2 separate regions of the Homo sapiens genome follow, and region 1 is linked to region 2. A link is a contact called in ENCODE POLR2A ChIA-PET data. All regions are on one chromosome and are shown on one strand. The core of a region is the stretch at or near the end of the contact, and the rest is flanking DNA. Distances in the headings are between cores, read along the strand shown.

What was found. ChIA-PET counts read pairs that join two places held with the same protein, here RNA polymerase II (POLR2A).
Region 1: POLR2A ChIA-PET joins it to region 2 with 18 read pairs in activated CD4-positive, alpha-beta T cell. The contact joins the promoter of HENMT1 here to the promoter of DIPK1A in region 2. POLR2A ChIA-PET finds 5 or more read pairs at or near these places in 2 of 52 experiments (B cell and activated CD4-positive, alpha-beta T cell).

Annotation. Positions count from the first base shown.
Region 1 is chr1:108,659,638-108,665,590 of GRCh38, forward strand. It overlaps HENMT1 (HEN methyltransferase 1), which reads right to left and starts at 1,456. Exons shown (of 8, transcript NM_001102592.2): 1 at 1,326-1,456; 2 at 227-325. The coding sequence starts at 247. It overlaps LOC105378890 (a long non-coding RNA gene), which reads left to right and starts at 4,630. Exons shown (of 2, transcript XR_947679.3): 1 at 4,630-5,332. RefSeq lists enhancers at 1,175-1,764, 1,765-2,353 and a silencer at 1,420-1,589.
Region 2 is chr1:92,957,443-92,963,469 of GRCh38, forward strand. DIPK1A (divergent protein kinase domain 1A) reads right to left here and starts at 4,020. Exons shown (of 5, transcript NM_001006605.5): 1 at 3,934-4,020. The coding sequence starts at 3,987. RefSeq lists silencers at 3,581-4,140, 4,301-4,380.

The sequences.
Region 1 (5,953 bases), core at 206-2,705, about 16 Mb after region 2:
AATAGATTTTGCTACTTTAACACCTAGTGATAAAAGTAAAAACATTTATTTTACTTACATACACCAAATGTGACTCTTTCATCTATGTATACCCTTGTTTACCTCAACCAACACCCCGGGAAATGCTAGGACCTAAATGTGATCAATTTTGTTTGCAATTATCTCACAATACATCCAGGTGATAATTCTTAAGAGTCAAAGACGCAGCTAAGAAGGGTGGCATTACCTGTAGATTATTTTCTTCCATTTTGTTTCGAAGTTTTGTTGAAACAAAAATGAAGATTTATCCTTCAAGCTCTATTTGAGAGAATCAGCACTGACTCAGCTGTAATAAATACAAAACCGTTTTTGTAAAGCGATACCTGAAAGAAATAGCTGCCTAGTTCAGAAGGGAAGAACGAAAGCCTCTTTCTTACTCCTTACTACAGTATATAATTTAAATAGAACGCTTAAAAGTAAATAATGAATTCACCTCTGAGTACTCAAAAAAAAAAAAAAAAACACGAAAGCAGGACTCGAACAGATATTTATACACCGAAGTTCATAGCATTATTCACAATAGCCAATCTGTGGATTAAATGTGGACTACCATTTAATCCACAGAATGTATCCAGTATTTTTTCAGACATTCGCAAACAGGCTCAGAAAGCGTAACTTTTCACTACGTCAAACCCTACTAAGAGCGAAAACAGCCATCCTTTCCCTTTACTATCATGAATAGTTCAACTAGATACAAACGGAGCAATCTTAGGAGTTCTGCCCATTTCATTGCTAAGACCCTCAACTTCAAATTTTTTCAAAAATTTTTCCACACATCGTCAAAATGAAATTTCGAGGGGGAAAAAAAGTGTCCTTGATAAACTAGAGATGCTCCAACATCTATTCAATTCACTCACGAACTTGAATTTAAATTTTAGTTCTCTATTGCACATGTGTCTCCAACAACTAGACTTTAATCTGGAATCTAGGCAACATGTTAGTCACCAACTTGTATTAAGAAACCCTGGCCGGGCGCGGTGGCTCACGCCTGTAATCCCAGCACTTTGGGAGGCCGAGGCGGGCGGATCACGAGGTCAGGAGATCGAGACCATCCCGGCTAAAACGGTGAAACCCCGTCTCTACTAAAAATACAAAAAATTAGCCGGGCGTAGTGGCGGGCGCCTGTAGTCCCAGCTACTTGGGAGGCTGAGGCAGGAGAATGGCATGAACCCGGGAGGCGGAGCTTGCAGTGAGCCGAGATCCCGCCACTGCACTCCAGCCTGGGCGACAGAGCGAGACTCCGTCTCAAAAAAAAAAAAAGAAAAAGAAAAAGAAACCCTGCTCACTGAAACCAACGCTTCTGTCTTTGTACGGGCCGTCGCTTCCATCATCCTGCGGTAAGCAGCATGCCCAACCGAAAAAACAAAGCTCGTCGCGGAGCCGCCAGCGTCCTCAACTCAGCGCCGCCCTGACGCCCGCGCACGCACGGCCTCGCTGCGTGACGCTACCGCCGCGGCTACGCCGGCGCCCGCACCCGCGCCTCGGCCTCCCCGCGGGGCTCGCCAACCTCGTGCGCTCTCACGGTCGGCCTTGGGCCCCGGGAGCCTCATGGTGCGCCGAGCTCCGTCCCTCTAGGCTCTCAGTTCCAAGGCGTCGGTTTTGCGTCTCGTAACGGCCGCTGTGGCGCATGCCCAGAAGCCATTTTCAAGGTCCTCTTCCGAACCTTGGCGAGGACCCCTGCGCCTGCCGCGCCGTTGACCCCGCTAGCGTGCGGCTGCGACGCGGCACGGTACGGCAGCTGTTGGCGAAGGCCCCCAACTCCGAGCGCGTCCGCAGACCGCGAGCCGGAAGGCGGCTTGGGCGGCTGTTGAGTTCGTGGCGCTCCCGAGGCGTGGCAAAGGCCTAAAAACGGTCCTGGCCAGCGGAAGGCGGCAAGAGGAGCAGCAAGGCTCCACGCGAGGCGGCCGGCGGCTGGAGTCCCAGTCAGCCTCCGCTTTCATCCCAGAGCAGTCCACGGGGGCCTTAAAGGAATGTAGGCTGGGTGAAGTTGGCCCAGTGACACCTGCGTTCAGAAAAACGTTCTTTCCGCTCCCAACGCCCCCTCTCCACCGCCACCCGACCCCCGAAATAGTTTTCCCCGAGTGTTGTGGATAGAACTGTTGATCTCTTGGAAAAGTTATTGTATCCTGCCATCCTTCCCTCTGGAGACTCCACTTAATATATATAAGTACTTTCTTTCCTGTATATGATGGAAGAGTATTAGGGGGGTGAGGGGAGGGACGAAGCTGCCTTCTTTAGGGAAAAAAGATTGACTTATATTTTGAAAGATGCAAAAGCTGGTGTTTTTGCTACTGAATTAATAGCCTATTAATATGCCACAAATGATATATTGGAACTGTATTTTCAAACATTTAACGCCTGCTGTATGCAAAGCACTATGCTGACAGCTTAAGGGTACCACAATGATAAATTACACCAATCTTGTTTTTGGCATTTTGGGGAGTCTAGTGTCATAGGTAAAGAAGTACATAACTAACAATAAGCTTCAAAAATTCAATCATAAGGCCCGGCACCGTGGCTTCCGCCTGTAATCCCAGCACTTTGGGGGATCACTTGAGCCCCGGAGTGTGAGACCCCGTCTCTACCAAAAAAAAAAAGAAATTAGCTGGGCATGGTGGTGCCTGCCTGTGGTCCCAACTGTTTGGGAGGCTGAGGCCGGAGGATCACTTGACCCCAGGAATCTGAGCCTGCAGTGAGCTATGATTGCACCACTGCACTCCAGTCTGGGCGACAGAACCAGACCATGTCTAAAAAGAAAAAACACTCAGTGATAATTTCACATTACAGTTTGAGAGGTTCCTGTTGACTTGGGGAAACTAGTTTTAGCAGACTTCATTAAAGGAGTGTACACCTTACTACAGGATGTAATTTAAAATAGAATGTTTAAATAATAAATTCACTTCTGGGTATATACTCAAAGCAGGAATTCAAACAGGTATTTGTACACCAAAGTTCGTAACAGCATTATTCACAGTAGCCAAAATGTGGAAACAACCCAAATGTCCATTAAAGGATGAATAAACAAAATGTGATATACATACAATGGAATATTCAGCCTTTATTTTTCCAATCAGAGTTTCAGGAAAATCAACCTTTAAAAGGAGTGAAATTCTGACATTTGCTGCCACATGGATGAATCTTGATGATGATATGCTGAGTGATATATAATCAGTCACGGAAGGACAAATACTGCATGATTCAATTTATATCAGGTACCTAGAGTAGCCAAATTCATAGAGACAAAGTAGAATGGTGGTTGCTACGGGCTGAGAGGAGGAGGGAATTGAGAGTTGTTTAATGGGTGATGGAAAAGTTTTGTAGATAGGATGGTTGCACTGAATGCCACTGAACTTAAAAATTGTTAAAGTGGTTTTATGTATATTTACCACAGTTTCAAAAATTTTAAGGAAAACATAAAAGCTATCATCTATACAGCATTCCTGGATCTAGGGTTTTTGCCTCCCCTGCTGGTTAGCCCATTTATGAACTTGAGCTCCTCATGTCCATTCCCTCTCCAAATTTGCCTATTTCATCATTCTCCTGGCCTCCTACTCTTATTAGAGTCTGAAAAATCATCCTTGGCTCTGTCCATTTTTGTCCTTCCCACACTTGGACAATCACCAAATTTTGACTTCTTCAAGCTGTCATCTACCATCTGTTCCTTCCCACAGCTAATAGCTTAGCCTTGTCATCTCATTTTGTCATTATAACTCATCTTTCCTTCGTACACAAGGTAAGTCCTACTGAGTTATAGACCATGTAACGTCTTTTAGAGTGGATTTTAAGTCAAATAGGCCTTAAATCCAGATTTTACTATTACTGCATAACCTTTGGAAGTTGCATCCTCTCTGAGTGTTAGGGGGTTTTTTTAAGTTAAAAAATGAGAAATGATTACTTATTTGGTAAATGTGTATAGAGTATTTATTATGGATCAAGTACTTGTTTGAATTTAAAAGACAGATAAAGATCCTTTCATAGCTTTTACAGTCCAGCAGGTGTAGGTGTCTGGCACACAATAGGTAATCAAGAGTTATCCTGGGCTGAGTGAGGTGGCTCATGACTGTAATCCCAGCAGTTTGGGAGGCTGAGGCAGGAGGATGGCTTGAGGCTAGGAGTTCAAAACCAGCCTGGGCAACATAGCGAGACCTGTCTCTACAAAGAAAAAAAACATTATCTGGCCATGCTGGCGGGCACCTGTACTCCTAGGTACTCAGGAGGCTGAGGCAGGAGGATCGCTTGAGCCTGGGAGTTTGAGGCTGCAGTGAGCTGTGATCATGTCACTGCACTCCCTGGGCAACAGAGTGAGACCCTGTCTAACAAAAAATTAATTTCAAAATTTAAAATATTTTTTAATATTTTAAAACGGAGTCTGGTTCTGTCACCCAGGCTGGAGTGCAGTGGCGTGATCTCGGCTCACTGCAACCTCCACTTCCCAGGTTCAAGCGATTCTCCTGCCTCAGCCTCATGAGCAGCTGGGATTACAGTCACGCACCACCATGCCCAGCTAATTTTTGTATTTTTAGTAGAGACAGGGTTTCACTATGTTGGCCAGGCTGGTCTCGAACTCCTGACCGCAAGTGATCTGCCCGCCTCAGCCTCCCAAAGTGCTGGGATTCCAGGCGTGAGCCATCGCGCCTGACAAAATTTTTTAAGTTATTCTGGATGCCAGTTTGAGCCTGATGCTTAACAGGATGGAATATTTGGAGGTCTTGAGAAGAGGGTGATTGTATATTCCATGTAAGAGGAATGTAAATAGTTTGTGTCTAGAAGGAAGATTGTAACAGATTAAGATGTACGAATTCCTTCTCACCTATTGAGAGAAACGGGGTCTATTTCTTTTCCTTTTGAATCTATATGGGTTTTGTGATTTCACCAATGAATAGAATACCTCTGCCAGTTTTTGGGCCTAGGACTTAAGAAACTGGCAGCTTCTACTTCCTGTTTTTTAACGCATCCACTCTTGGAACCCAAATGACAATCTGCGAAGAAGACTAAGGGGCCCCACGGAGAGGCCCACATGGAGAAAACTCAATCCCCCCTCACCCGCTATCCCAGGCTGTCAGCCAGCACCACCTTGTCTTGCCAGCCATGTGAGTGAGCCATGTTGGAAGTGAATCCTCCAGGCCCGGTGAGCCATTTAAACTGACTGAAGACAGCAGCTCTGTCCATGTGCACAGAGAGTGGGAAGTGCCTGAAAATTTACATTTTCCTAGGTAGTGCTTTGCTAATGACTGACCGGTGTGGATGTATAAAAGTCCAGCTCCGTGATCTCAGACTTCCGGCCTCCAGAACTGTAAGAAAATAATTTTTTGTTGTTTAAGCCATCCAGTCTGTGGTATTTTGTTACAGCTACCCAAGCTGACTGATAACACTGAATTATGTACATAACTGAATAACCACCTATGGAGCAATAAGAGCACATTTGGAGCATCTTCTCTACCAAGCAAGAAACAAAAACGTTCTCACCTTATCAATATTCTACAAGTTAACCTCTAACTTCTCAGGGTTGTTAACTGTTTGGACTCTCTTGTTTGTAGGGAGTGACTCAGAGAAAGTTAGAGTCCCCAAGAGAGCCATATGCCTGAGAGACAGGCTTAATTCTCTGGCATGTTACTAAAATGTCAGCCATGTGCAGTGGCTCATGCCTGTAATCCCAGCTCTTTGGGAAGCTGAGGCAGGAGGATTGCTTGAGGCCAGGAGTTTGAGACTAGCCTGGGAACGGCCCTTGTCTCCAAAATTAAAAATAAATTTTTTTTAGAAAATGTTAAATACTGTGAAATAATCTATTTCCAAGTGTTGGATATTTTTTCTGCACAGTAGTGAAATTATTGCTGGCTGTCTCGGTGTAAGAATGGCCATTGAGCTGCCTCATATCCTGATGGGAAGGTGCAGGGCCAGAAGTTGAATCACACTA
Region 2 (6,027 bases), core at 2,770-5,269:
TGGAAAACATGGAACTGTAAATTAGCTTGCTTGCTCTGGGCAAGATGCCTTGCCATGAGAAGCTTGTTGCTCAGGTAAACGTCTGTTGGCCCTTCCAGGCAGGTCACAAGTCCTTCTAGCCCACAGAGAGGCTGCACAGACTAACAGTGTGCCTGCCCAGCTCCCCTGGAAGAAGTGCTCCCTGCACCAAAAAGCTGACCTTGGTGGAATCTGCAGCAAAAGGCAGAGAGAAGAAGGACGACTTTCATGAGATAAACTCGGTTCATTTATTTTTCAACTGTTTTATGGAGATATACTAATAATTCACATATCCTACAATTTATTCATTTAAAGCATAACGTTCAGTAGGTTTTAGTATATTCACATACTTGGGCAACCATCACCACTATCAATTTTAGAACATTTCTGTCCCCCTCAAGAACACTTCATATCCATCAGTAGTTACTCCCCATTTCCCCCCAGGCAACCACTAATCTATCTTTTTGTCTTTATAGATTTGCCCATTCTGGACATCTCATATGAATGAAATAATACGTGATCTTTTGTGACTAGTTTCATATATTTAATGTTTTTAAGGTTCATCCATGTTACAGTGTGTATCAGAACTTCATTTCACTTTATTGCTGAATAATATTCTGTTGTATGCATATACCACACAAGTTCTTTTCTTCACAGGCAGTAGAATCTCTTCTGCTATATAAGCAAAGCTATAAACAGTGAATAGGTGCCTGCATTAGCTCATGAATGTCTATTATGGCTGAAAATATATCATTAATTGTGTAATGCCACAGTTTTCCAAAAGCGTTACCAAATGCCACAGTGATATCTGGATTAATAAAAATACTGAGAATGAAGTTCCTTTACAAGTAAGCTGACTGCTTAAAAGTTTTCTCCTGTACACTGCAGAAAAAAGGGAACTCACAGCTCCTAAGGCCTGAACACCTCAGGACATAACTGGTCTTTGACCCCATCCAGTTAAAGACAAACAGCATAACTGCAAGTATACAAAGCTGGTCTCTGCAACCTTTCTCTCCTCTTCCTGGCCCTCCATCTCTTCCCTCTATCTGTGAAATAAATCCAACTTCTTCCTGTACTCTTACCCTTCCCCTCCCCCCAAACAGAACAAGATCTCTTATACCTGCTGAATAGTTATACCCTCACTCTAAATTAAAATAATACATTCATTCACAGGAAAAGTTACTTAAACCAGACATCTGTATTCTAAGACATTCTTTCAAAACATGAAATCAAACTAGTTTCCCTCATAAGAATTTGTGGCATGAATGAGCTGATAAGAGGAGGGTTTTTTGTTTTGCTTTTTGCAGAGAGACCCATCCAAATCACAGTAAACTCACTCCATGGCAAATCAAATTTAGTTAGTAATCTCAGGTTGATGCATATCTAGAAAGGGGTGGGAAAAATAAATTGTTATTAACTTTGTTAGGCATGATAATGGTATTATGATTATGTCTGAAAATATCTTTATCTATTAGAAATGTATATTGAGGTACTGAGATGAAATGATGTGATGCCTGAGGTTTACTTTAAAATACTTTGGTTCAGCCAGGCTTGATGGCTCATGCCTGTAATCCCATCACTTTGGGAGGTCAAGGCAGGAGGACTGCTTGAGCCCAGGAGTTTGAGACTAGCCTGGGCAACACGGCGAAACTCCGTGTCTACAAAAATTAAAAAAATTAGCTGGGCATGGTGGTGTGCGCCTGTAGTCCCAGCTTCTCAGGAGGCTGAGGTGAAAGGATTACCTGAGCCTGGAAAGTCCAGGCTGCAGTGAGCCCAGATGGCACCACTGCACTCCAGCCTGGGCAACAGAAGGAGACCCGTCTCTAAATAAATAAATAAATGAATAAATAAATAAATAAGTTTGGTTGGAAGAGGGAGTGGGGGAGGTGAAATGAAATAAAATACTGATGAGGGTGGCTGATGGGCATATGACAGTTCATTATTGTTTTCTGTTTTCTGAAGGTATACAAATTTCCACAGTAAAACACTTTTTTTTTTTTTTTTTTTTTGAGACGGAGTCGCACTCTGTCGCCCAGGCTGGAATGCAGTGGCACGATCACGGCTCACCACAAGCTCTGCCTCCCAAGTTCACGCCATTCTCCTGCCTCAGCCTCCCGAGTAGCTGGGACTACAGGCGCCCGCCACCACGCCCGGCTAATATTTTGTATTTTTAGTAGAGACGGGGTTTCACCGTGTTAGCCAGGATGGTCTCGATCTCCTGACCTCGTGATCCGCCCGCCTCGGCCTCCCAAAGTGCATGAGCCACTGCGCCTGGCCGTTTTTTTGTTTTTGTTTTTGTTTTTAAGAGGCAAGGTCTCACTCTGTTGCCCAGGCTGGAGTGCAGTGGCGTGATCTCAGCTCACTGCAATCTCCGCTCCGGGGCTCAAGCCATACTCCCACTTCAGCCTCCCGGAGTAGCTGGGACCACAGGCACCCAACCAACTTTTTTTTTTTTTTTTTTTTTTTTGTATTTTTAGTAGAGGCGGGGTTTCACAATGTTGCCCAGGCTGGTCTCAAACTCCAGAGCTCAAGGAATCAGCCCGCCTCGGCCTCCCAAGTGCCGGGATTACACGTGTGAGCCATCGCGCCTGGCCGGTAAGCTTTTTTTTAAACTCACATAAAAGATTACACAGAGGTACCTGGCCTGGGTTGAATTCTAGAAGGGGTTGTGACAGTGTTACTCAAGTGCACAATTACTATTGGTGGTGCTTGCTACAAAGACTCAGTTTTATTCGTACACGCTTAATATCATGGGTTGTCAAATCATGCTTCCAATTTGCAATACGTCACTCATTTCAGGGTAATGACTTACACATACAATTTTCAAACAAAAATGTAAGATTTACTTGCCTCATGATGGTTACCTTCTCAACTTTTTTCATAATTTATAAAAGCACCAGCTGACCCCAAATCATCTACCTCTTGGCCTTTTAATGTAAGCGGTAAAGGAATACTGTCCTCTGAATGCAGCGTTGGCTAACACTGCTGACCCACGCAAGGCATTGATTTGTAGTTGTTTTTCCATCGGAGTGATGGATTTGCGCTCAGCTACTCGCGGTGTCTACTAGGTCCCCCTGGTGACCAAACAGTACACTTAGGCAGTAGTAGGGTTCCAAGGCACAGACTGGCAGCGGAACAGAGGGTGGAACGGGAAATCATGAAAAATTAACACGCGAACCGTACACACGACATGACTGAGAATTACGTTTGCATTACTAGGGTATTTGGGATCCACAGACCAGCCACTAGCCCCTTTCCTTTAAAAAGCAAACACCCATCCGCCTGGTTCAGGCTTATCGGTCTCCACCTCCCATTTAAATCTTGGGTGTGATGGAACGACCCAACCAAGGGGCTCGGCACGAGGCACACGCTGCTTTTTGGAGCCTGGGGAAACACTGGTGTGACAAATTGTCATAATTTTCTAAGACACGGAGGAATGCTACACCACCTTTCCTACCACCGACTTAAGACCCAAGACACTGAGTCAAGGGCAACCGACCTGCGGGGGCCCACGGGGGAGGGGGGAAAGCCCCGAAAACACCAGGGAGAAGGCGGCCCGTCGAGCTCCGCCTGGAGCGGCGCAGGGCTGCGGGCAATGCCCGGAGCGCGGGGTCGTACCCAGGTCACGTCTCGGGGCTCTCAGGATGCGAGGGCGTACCCGGGCGGGACGACTCGGGCCCTGGAGCCCGGCTGGCCGCGGCGCGGGAGCCGCGAGGGCCGCGGTGGGGGGCGTCGGCAGAGCCGCTGAGGGGGCTGGGGAGGGCGCGCCGCCAGGTGCCGGACGGCAGGGGGCAGCGGGGTTCGGGCGGGCACAGACCCAGGGAGGGAGGAGGGGAGCGGGCGAGTCCTGCGCGGCGCGGCAGGGCACACGGCCGGGTGCTCCCGCAGCTGGTGGCTGGGCGGCCGCCGGCCTACCTGGAGGTAATAGGGTTTCCTTAGCCAGGCCCCCGGACAGAGACTCCTCGCCATGGTAATCACACATCGCCCCGCCGCGCTGCAGTCAGAGGCGGACCCGAGCGCTGGCGGCCGGGCTCCCCGCCTCCCCCCGCCTCCCCGCCCCCTGCCCGGCCGGGCCCGCCCACTCCCCCGCCCCCGCCGCGGCGCGCGCCGCGCTCCCCTCGGCCCGGCTGCAGTGAAGGCGGCGAGAGGCCAGAGGCCCAGCCTCCTGCCCTGTTCGCCCGCCGGCCGCCGCGGCTGTCAGAGAGGCTGCTGCCGACTCCGCCATAAAGGGGAGTCGCACCTCGCCTCCGCCGACACAAATCGACTGCGCCTGGAGCTTAAAGGGGAGGCGCGCGGAGGCGGGAGGGGGCGCCGCGGCAGCGGGGGTGTCGCACGCTCGGCGCGGATTGGGGCGTGCTTCTCGCTGGCTGATGCGGCGACCCCCGGACCGCGCTGGCCTCGCAGTCTGCTCCGGCTTCCGGCTCCCCGCGCTGCGCCCAGCTGCGCGTCCCGCCACCCGCCCCGGCAGCACCGACGCTCCCCATGGACTCTTCTCCTGGAGTCAGGACGTGTCTGGACGGGTTGTTTGGAAATTCAAGGGAAGCTTGGGGCTCCTTCCCTGGGGACTGGCTCGTCCTCCCTCGCCCTTGGTGGCGGTCGGGGGAAGGGGGTGTCTGCCGCAGCTGGAGACGCAGACCGGGGCATCCCCCCAGGACTGGGCTCAGCTTCGAACGCGGACAGGGCGCCCCACTGCTGAACTCGGTGCCCCCCTTACCACGCTCCAGTTCGCCTCTAACGGCCTACAACTTTTTTTAAAAATGTACTTTTAAAAAATTCCGACTTTTTTGGTTTATATTGTTTTTAAGACAGCTTCAGAGTTTTCCTGGCCCCGTCCAGGAACACTGATTTCAAAAGAAAACAAAAACAAAAACACCGAATTAAATACAGTCCTGAAGGCAGGGAGCCTGGGACGTGGCCTGCTGCTTGGTTAAGGCTACATAACACAGGGTGTGGTGTCTTTCTTTTGACAATGAGTTCCAAATAAGGGAAAAAAGAGCCACCCTAGTGGGAGAACAGCTGTTGATCCAAGTGACTTGTAATGGAAGAAGCAGCTTTTTTTTTTTTTTTTTTTTTTTTGGCTGCTTTTTACCCCACCTACCACGTTTAAGCGTGATGCTAACAAAGTTTAGGTGGCCCGTTAGAGCTCATTCCGGCCTGTTGCTCTGAGAAGGGGTTTCCCCAGAAGCAAACCATTACTCATTCTCACTTGGTTTTTGCATAAGCCTTGTTCAGGTGCCTTGTTCTGAAGAGATACCTTCATGTCTGCCCCTTCCCTCAACCCACACACAGACACAGGTTTTAAACCTAGGTGATTTTTGTTGTGGTGGTTGTTCTTTCTGTTTTTGAGAGGGGTCTTACCATGTTGCCTAGGCTGGACTCAAACTCCTGGGCTGAAGCCATCCTCCCATGTAGCTGGAACTACAGCTACTTGGTCTTATTTTATTGCTTGCAGATAAACCAATTTTTCATTGATTTTGTTTGGGTCAAGAGACAGTAATTTCTGAGTAAGATAAGGATGAATCCTAGTGGTTTCATTCATTCATTTAATAAAGATTTATGAGTACCCAGGCACCATTCAAGTTGTTTCGGTTACATAAACAAAACAGACAAAAATCCTTGCGCTTGTGGATGTGAGAGAGAGGGGCAATAAATAATAAATGTAATCAATAAAATCAAATTGGATAAGAATGCTAATAAAGGTTATGGGGAAAACACCAAGGGAGATGGGGAAGACTACAAATAGAGGAAGTTTGAGGCAAAAGAGGAGTTCAGTTTTGGAGAAGTTCCATTTTAAGGTATCTATTAGAAATTGAAGTGGAGATCTTGATTAGGCAGTTGTATGTATGAATGAGTCTAGGATTAAGGAGCGTGGTCCAAGCTAGAGGTATATGAGAGATATCAGCATTTAGATGGCGTTTAAAGCCATGAGACTGCCTAAGATCACCAAGGAAGTGAGTGTAAATAAAAGACGACTGAGGATGGAGCTCTGGGGACCAATGCAGCTTTAAG